Linked DNA regions of Mus musculus: region 1 is linked to region 2. Evidence: chromatin loops called from intact Hi-C (ENCODE). Cell type or tissue: left cerebral cortex. All regions are shown on one strand. Each heading gives the region's core, and the rest is flanking DNA. Links, peaks and the distances in the headings are about the cores only.

What was found. Peaks named below come from ENCODE experiments on the same cell type or tissue, not always from the same donor. Only the 100,000 strongest peaks of a DNase experiment are listed, where the experiment ranks them.
Region 1: it touches region 2 in a loop (9-fold over the local background); 3 of 42 quality-filtered maps call a loop at or near these places.

What each region holds. Positions count from the first base shown.
Region 1 is chr3:52,571,498-52,575,895 of GRCm38, reverse strand. No RefSeq gene overlaps it. Among named protein-coding and RNA genes, the nearest start is that of Gm40047, 6.4 kb to the left of the region's middle. In left cerebral cortex, for the core only: no CTCF peak of the experiment used is centred there; DNase peaks (open chromatin) are centred at 563, 1,868, 2,590 and 3,119; H3K27ac peaks cover 506 bases.
Region 2 is chr3:52,700,665-52,705,062 of GRCm38, reverse strand. All of the region lies in intron 3 of Gm30235 (a long non-coding RNA gene), which reads right to left. Among named protein-coding and RNA genes, the nearest start is that of Gm22798, 20 kb to the left of the region's middle. In left cerebral cortex, for the core only: no CTCF peak of the experiment used is centred there; DNase peaks (open chromatin) are centred at 1,135, 1,592 and 1,912.

The DNA.
Region 1 (4,398 bases), core at 209-4,208, 130 kb after region 2:
CAAAGTTCCATCACTGTTTGTCACTGCCTCTAGCCTCTCTACTGGGCCATCCCTCTGGCTCTCTGAGGACATCCTATTTTATCTGAGGCTCAGAGCAGATGAAAAAGCAGTTGTAACATTTACAGCATCTACTGGGGAACAGCCAGTTGTCATGATCTCTGAGAATGAGGAAATACGATGGTACTTTATTTTCAAGTAGCCCGGGAGACTTCAATGATTGCATTAAAATTTTAATCACAAACTCCTTAAGTTAGAAAGAAAGAGAGAGAGAGAGAGAGAGAGAGAGAGAGAGGGAGGGAGAGGGAGAGGGAAGGAGGGAGGAAAGCCCACAAAGGATTCATTGTATAAAAGAGTTTCACCATTTGGAGTTCTTTTATAAATTTGTGTCAGATCACAATTTGCTGTCTGGGAAATGTAAATTAGTTATTAATGAGCCAAAATTCTAACATCAAAGGCTGTGCACCCACATGCCAGAGAGAAACAAAGAACTCTCCCAGCATAGCGACTGCTCCTAGCCGACCTGAATTCTGCATTCACTTTGACGTGCTCTGCTGCCACCGTATCAAGGAGATCGTTCCTCGAAGATGTAATGGCACAGTCACCTGCATCATTACCATCACCTCCACCTGAGCATAGCTAGACTGGCAGAATCCTAGGCAGCAGGCAAGCATATATGCTCAAGGGTGATATTGCAGGGAGCATAGCTCGATGCCTCCCTTCTGTCAGCTTCATCAGATGACCATGTTCAAAGTGCATTTCATGTTTGCAGTACAGCCAGCCCCAAATGGCATGGGGGTGCTGATCTGCTTTTTGAATATTCCCATATCACTTTTTTTCATCTCTACAACCCTTTTATTTTGACTGAGATCAAGAGACGAGCTTAAAACTGCAGAGAGTTTTTGAACTTGCAGAAGTCACAGTTTCTAGTCAGCTGGCTGAAGTCTTGAAGGTCTTTGCTGAGGCTCATTTACTCATTCTTCCAACAGACAAGGCTGTTCCTTAATGGAAGTGGGAGAGACTACATGGTGACAGAGAAGGGTCAGAAAGAGGCAGCCCCATCCTCCCTGAACTCGTTGTCCGGAGAGGACAGGCAGGCAACAAGTGCTCATGTTGTTCTTCATCTGGCATCAAGAGGCAAGAAGGAATAGCCCCAGGCTAGTCCACGGGGAAGTGACTTTTGAGTAGAGAACAGAATGAAGAACAAGTTCTAGGCAGACAAGTTCAAGTGCGGATCAAGGCTATTTATGGCTATCCAATATGTGCATAGCTGGGAGCCCAGAGTTACTCTTTGCCTGCATGCAATCCTTTCTCTCTCCGGAGTGAGGTCTTTGACCTCTACATCCAGGCGAGACTTGAGCCAGACTCTCTTGCAGTCCTTAGCCAGCGGAGGTTGGATGCATCCCAGACTCCCGAGGGCAGGTGTGTTCTGACAGCCATGGAAAGTTGTGTCTTCCTAATACCAGCACCCATGATCCCAAGTCTAGTTTTTAAAAAAAAAAATTCTCCTTATACAAGGCCAACCCTTCTATCCTTTGCCAAGACCTATCTCTGTCTAGATTCCTTCTTGTCATCTACTATAAGTGTCCCTATTGTCAAGGTTTGTCTATCCCCTGGATAACCCTCACCCTTATGGAATCTTCCTGAGGGACTCAGGACCTCTGGAAGAACAACAAATACTTTTAACTGCTCAGTCATCTCTCCAACCCAAGAAAATTAAGTTCTTAACAGTCACATTTTTAGAAGAGATTTTTGGCAAGCCCCTCAGAGTGCTCTAGCACAGCAGAAATGAAGTCGTTCCCTGTTTCCAGAAACACCTATCATCCCTTGAACGCTCAGCTGTGAGGACCTCCTAAAGCAGCTGTCGCACCTCCCACGCAACCCAAATAACTTTTAGTTCTTCTAAAGGGGCCTCCCCATCACTTCCAGGCTCGCTGGCACCCATTCCAAAGGGAGTCTCACAGACCGAGAAGCAGAAGCAGCAAACAAGCTGAGCCCTCAGCCTCAGGAATTAGGGAAGCAGGACACTGGCTAGTCTACTCTTGATAGTCACAGAACACAGAGCTCCCTAACATTCTGCAGTACAAAACTTGACCTAGGACACGTGGTCCAAAGAGCTCACTTGGGCATGGTTCTCTGTACCACGCACACATGCCCATCAATAAGAGGTAAAACATATATCAAGAAAAATTTAAAAGAGTGGTAGACATTGTACAGTGTGTACAGAGAGTGTACAGTGGTAGACATTGACAGTCACATCAATGGGAAGACTGAAGCAGGAGCATCCAGAATTCCAGGCCAGCCTTGGCTACATATAGCAAGGCCTTGCCTCACAACAAAGGATAAATAAGAAAAGACATAGTCCATCTCAAGAACACCAAAATAAGCATCACAGTGAAGCAGAAATGGAATGGAAATACAAAGTAATATTCAGGGCTGGAGACCCAGAACGTCTAGGCTCCTGTTCAGAAGGCAGAAAGTGGACATTGAACATTTCCGAGGAGCAAAGAGGTCCAGCCTCATTATGTAAGAGAGTGGGCACCCTGTTCCCTGCTTGATGAGCATCTGCTAACATCCTGAAGAAGAAAATGTATGCAGAACACGCCTCGAGACCTGCTGCCGTTCATTCTTTATGCTTGCCTAACATTGTCTGAGGCTCAGGAGTGAGCCAGATGGGGTGGTTAATTCTGACTGTCAGCTAGATTAGATTACAACTCACCCTCAGAATTATTGAAGCTTATCTGTGTGTGTGTGTGTGTGTGTGTGTGTGTGTGTGTGTGAGAGAGAGAGAGAGAGAGAGAGAGAGAGAGAGAGAGAGAGAGAGAGAGAGAGACTCCCAAATATAATTAAATTATTGGGAGCTCTGACCTAATAAATGGGTTATTCTATTGACCAACTGGATGATGAACGAAGTCACTGGGGAGGTGGTAAAAGGTAGAAGGACTTTTTCTTGTACTCACATCTTCCTGCACCACTCCACTCCACTTCCTCTCTACTCTAATGTGAGCTGTTCCTGCCATGGTAGACTGAACCTTCTGACATCCTTACCCAAAATAAACTCTTCTTCCTTTAAATTGCTTATGTCACACAAAAGTGCCGCATAAGAAAATAATGTGCTCTGAGTCCCGGCAGGAGGCCTGGGATGTTGCAAGATAATTCCACCAAAGAGCACACATAGACGGTCTTAACGATGAATAGAAAGACTATTGCCAGCTGACAACTGCGTGGGAAACTTGCCCAAATGGTATAGCCCCAAACTTCACCATGCTTTGCCTTTTATGCACTAAACCCACATCCTGGATGACACACTTTAGTTAACAAGAACAGTTAGCAAGAAGCAAAACTGAAGAAGTCAAAAAAAAATTTTAGTACATTTAAGGGGCTATTCCAGACCCTGGAACTATGGACTGGGTCTTTGATGAGGTAGGACTTTGTTCTGGTTTAGTCAGGAATTGGGGCCTATGTGCTAGGCTCTAAGGTCACAATGACACCTCCAATGTGGTCAATTGTGCTAAGGTCTCTGGCTGGTTATGGAGGCATCATCACTGAAGAAAACATCTGGATTCAACCCCTGTACAGAAAGTGGCAGTCTACTCAATCCTAGTGTCGTTGGAGTAGCATTGGGGACTGGAGCTGTAGTTCATTGGAGTGGAAACAATCCATCAGATGAAATACTCCATGGAAAAAACTAGTCTCTCTTTATCTAAAGCTGCTCTGAGCCCGCACTTTTTGTCACGGTTCATGATAAAAAAAATAAAATAAAATAAAGCCCTGGAATCAAACAGACCTGGACTCCTGTCTATTCTCTGATGTACTTTATCATTTTGCAGCTACTCCACTGATTAATGATAATACCTACCACAGAAGCAGCTAAAGGAAGTCTTACCATCTACCTATACAGTCTTCCCGTCTATAATTTGACTGATAATGTTTACTTCACAGGGTTGTAAGATACCAGGAGCTCATATGTGTAACCACACAGCACAGAGAGGGTACCCGGTCTTGATGGTAATTATGATCTGTTGATGCCCTCGTTGTCTACATGAGAGAATGGATCCTGCAGATACACAGTCTTATCTCCTGAGCAGGAAAATTGACAGGGTGCCGTTCTAGCTGAGCAAGAAATCTGTTGAATATGTGATAACCCCTGCGAAGAGTTTATAAAACTAGGTTCCAGTCTGTGATACTAAGGAAGCCGGAGTCTATATTCTCAGAGAAGTTAAGGTAGCTTTATGTGTGGAATCAGAGATTCTCGGAATGCTCTCAATAAGAACATCTGAGTTCTTATCTCAGGGCCTCAGTTTCCTTATCTGTAGGGCTAATGACAGTACACAGCACACAGGAACATGTGACATTAAATAAGATAATATTACCTTTATGACACTGTTTCAGACTTTTCAT
Region 2 (4,398 bases), core at 80-4,079:
GAAGAGATGAGACACACTGGAGTTGAGCAACATTTCCTAAAGCATGTATGTAGATCACACAGGGACTTTTGTGGGTATCAGCATCATTCAGGACAGAGAAGAAATGCAAATATGGTTTCCAGTTTTGCCTTGTGAAGTATTGTCAAGTATTGTTATGTGTACACAATCATATATTGTAAACAGCAGGTTTAACCTGAATTCACTGACATGCATCAATCAACTTCCCAGGATGCCTTCCCATACCACCCTCTGCCTATGGATTATTGCATCATGATGGTGGAACAGTAAATTAGTCTTACAGACAAGGTCAGCACTCTCAGTGCCCTAAACTACCTTAGTTAGGCATCTGGTCGACCCTGTTATTGTACACATGGATTGAGCCACAGAAGGGAGGAATTCTTGCTCTCAACCCTACAGAGCTGGTTTGTGGCTCTGCCAGACCACACCCTGAACCACTCTTATACTTCTTTATACTTTACCCAATTCTACTCCTAGAGACTCAGTCATTAGAATACTTGTGAAGAACAAAATCCAGTTTTATTTCAGTATCTTTGTAAGACTCTTCATATAAAACCTTTTGCAAGCCAGAAAAAAAAAATATCCTTCCCAGCTTGTGCAAAGTACAACTCAGAAAAGACGGGTACCAAAGTTGCATCACTGGAATAAAAGCTTAGCTAGTGTCATGGCTTATCTTCATTGAGACCTTGATGAGTTTGAGAAGCACCTACAAGACCAATAAATCACATATCTGGGTATCTCTATGAGGGCATTTCCAGAAAGACTAACCCCTGAATGTTGATGGTACCCGTCTCTTATGCACAGGGCCCAGATGCAATCAAAGGGAAAAAGTTCACCAGGAAGAACTATCTCCCTCCCTTTCCTCCCTCCCTTCCCTATCTGTTTCTCTGCTTCTTGGCTGCCCCAAGGTGAGCTAATCTATTAAGCCACACTTTTGGTAGCTATGAGGCACCAAAAACTTCTGAAGTCCCCCCTCCTTACATTGTATTTGGTTTGTTGGTTGGTCGTTTGGTTTGTGACAAGTTCTCCATATGTAGCTCAAGCTGACTTCACTCCTCTGAGCTGGGACTATAAGCATATGCATCTTGCCTGGTTCGTGAGTTCCCTGGCTGTTGTATTTTTGTCACAGCGAAAAGAAGCTAGCAAAGAAAGTACGCATGTTTAGCACTCTACTGTGTACGCTATGTGCATTTCTCCTTGTAATCCTCATTATTGTCTCCATTTTACAGTTGGGAGAACTGAGAGTTTTGAGAAGCGTATTTGTTACTTTTCTTATTGCTGGAATAAAACACTTGGCAAAAGCAACCCAAGAAAGTAGTGTTTCCTTGGGTTCATGGTTTTCAGAGAAGGTATGACCACAGAAGCGTAAGGTGTCAGACCACACTGCCTGCATATTCCGGAAGCAAAGACAGAGGCATGTCACACTTCACTCATGATCCATCTTTCACTAACTCTGAATCTGGGGACTGGTGCTCTCCATGTTCAGGTTGGGTCTTCCTTCCTTAGTTAAACATATCTGGAAATGTTCTTAGTGACACATTTGGAAGTCTGTTTCCATGGTGACTTTAAACCCAGTAAAGTTGACAGTAAAGATTAACCATCATAAGAGACGCAAAACTCCACTTAAAAGCTCACAACTGATGAGAGATAGAGCCAATATTTAGATTTGTAGTGTAAGTGAAAGCCCTAATATAATGACTATAGTCATTATAGATAAGTGTCATTCCTAATTCATCCCCCGAGATTTTAGCTTTCTAGGGTCCAGTACCCAGAGTGTCTCTCCTGGAAAGCCACCCTCTGTTCTGGCATGTAAGGAACAGACTCGTGAAAAACACCATCCTGAGCCTACTTCATCCCACGTTCTTCTTCCAAGGCTCCAGAAATGTGGTCTTCCCTTATGATGCCAATTAGGCAAGAACAGATGGTCTAGTTCTTCTCAGTTGTTACCCATTCAACATTCGTGGAAAAAATCCTGGAAGGTTTATTTGCAACATAAGTGTCAGCCCCAAAGGAAACTTCTTTTTTAATTTCTTGCCCTCCCTAGGAAAAGAAGAGTTCTAGAAAGAGACTTTCAGCAACTTTGGCCAAATGTGGCGAAATGTGTACATGATAATGTAAGGATTCAAAAGGCGTGTACGCAAACAGATCCAGTAGTTATAGTCATCGCTATGACATCTGATAGGGTGACTGGTAACCTTGAACTTGCCAATAACCAGCAGAGTGCACTTTGTGAGTGACTAGATCGGGCGAGAGGCTAGCATACTAGCAAAGCGGCTGGCCTGTTAGAGGGGTATGACATCCTCCCATCTACTCAGCCCTGAAGCAGACAGGTTTCAAACCAGCTTCCTCGTCTCTGACAAACATCCAAATTTTTGATAGCAACTGAGAACCTTATGAAGCAATTGAATAAAAGGATACACTCAAAGCCACTAGAGAACCTTCCCATACCATCTCTTTTCATCTCTTCAAGAAAATGGTGTAAAATTCCAATTTATATACTGGGCACATACCCCAAAATGTAGTTTTCGCTTCTTTGTAAAACTCGAGCATTCCAAGAGTTAAGCAATTTTGATCATTTTGAAAGTAGCTGTCAGATTTAATATCTGCTAAGGAGACAGAGGGCAAATGTATTCTGGAGCCTGTTATATAATTTACAGATTATTTTTGCAATTTATATTCCATCAAATAGGGTATATTAGACTCTCAGAAAGCACGTAATGATCAATTAATTTCAGCAGAGCAATCTTGGTGGCACTTAGGGGACAGGCATGATTAGACCCTTTTCTAGCTGAGTCCCAAGGTCAAGTCATCAAATATGACTGATTACAGTTTCTAATGGTTTCTCCATGCCCATTAAAGAGCACTCAACTATTCGGCTCTCCTCTGATCGTGACATTCAAAATTTGCTCTGATGGCTCCTGACAAGCAAAAATGTATTCTCTAATCTTTAACCACATAAACAATAGCTAACCACTTGTAATTGAGTTTAAATTGATTTCAGGTGGCTTCAGAGAAAAGCAATTTCTACAACAGATTAACCTCTTAATTAAAGTATATTAGGAATACTGTCAGGTGTAGAAATTCTGCTACAGCAGAAAATTATACCTCATTGACATTCATTTATGAAAGAATTGCTGCTCTGTTCCCAGGTAACAGGCTACGTATGTGTGCTTCTTGCTTTGCTAGGTCAATGCCAGCCTAATTTCAGTCTTAGAATATCAGTCCTTTCTATAGGACAGGATGTGGGAAAAGATGAGGCGACATGAAACCACATGACCTTTACATCTTTGCAAAATTACCTTTCTGAAGGGCATCAAACCATTCAGCAAATATAAAAAGCTCCCTTAAATTAGCTAAAGAATGGGGAAGATCCAGACAACCGGACAAGTTTCTGCAAGGTGCTTGATTATTTTAAGAATGCAGTAACATTGTCCCCCAGCCCACCCCATCCCCCAAGTCCTTGCTACACCAGAACTCCTCTGACCAGAATCAGGTAGAGATGGGCTGCAGAAACACAGTCCTCTGCTTCAGGTCTGCTGAATTAGAATCAACATTTAACTAAGATTCCCCAGAACATTCGGTGAGATATTAAAGTTAAACAAGCTATGCTCTTTGCGAATGCATGTTGTTCAAGTCATATAGCCTCAAGATGTGTCATTGCAACCAAAAGTATTGGGTCCATTTGATAGACCAAATACACAGCCTGGCTTATTTCTCTGTGCTTTTTGACTGTCTAGCTCCATCCTTCTGCAGTCTCCTTAGGCCCTCAGACTGCATAAATCCCCAGGGTGCATTCAGCTACACCTAGCCAGGTCTTATTGAGAGAGTGAGGATTTAGAATCAAACTTTGTTTTTTTTCTCTACCTGACCCTGGTAGCCTGCCTTACTGGTGCTAAAATCTTTTATTTATGGCCTGAATTGTCTCACCTCTGTTGTCCCCAGCTTCGATTGTGATGTTGCTACAAACTTGATTTTTCTTTTAACATTTTCTCACCTAGTTTTGTGATAGGCATGTGCATAGATTATCTCTATAAGTGTAGAGCCTGATAGCCCATTCATCCTCTGTCGGTGACAGGTCCCAGCCCGCCTTAACATGACTTGTGCTTACTTAAAGGGAGTCACACAAAAATGGAGGCGATAAAAAGACCCAGGTGTCATCAATAAGGATGGATTAAAGTAAAATAATTTGTTGAAATTTCCCCACACACAGTCCCATTTTGCCTAAAAACTTTTTTTATGTATTTTTAGTACATAGGAATATAAATAGATAAACAAATTAAACATTTACTACGAATAAAATTATTTTCAAGCAATCCTCAAGCTATATAATTTTACCATTGATAAAAGAACATCTGCATACTACTGAAACAAACAGGCTTA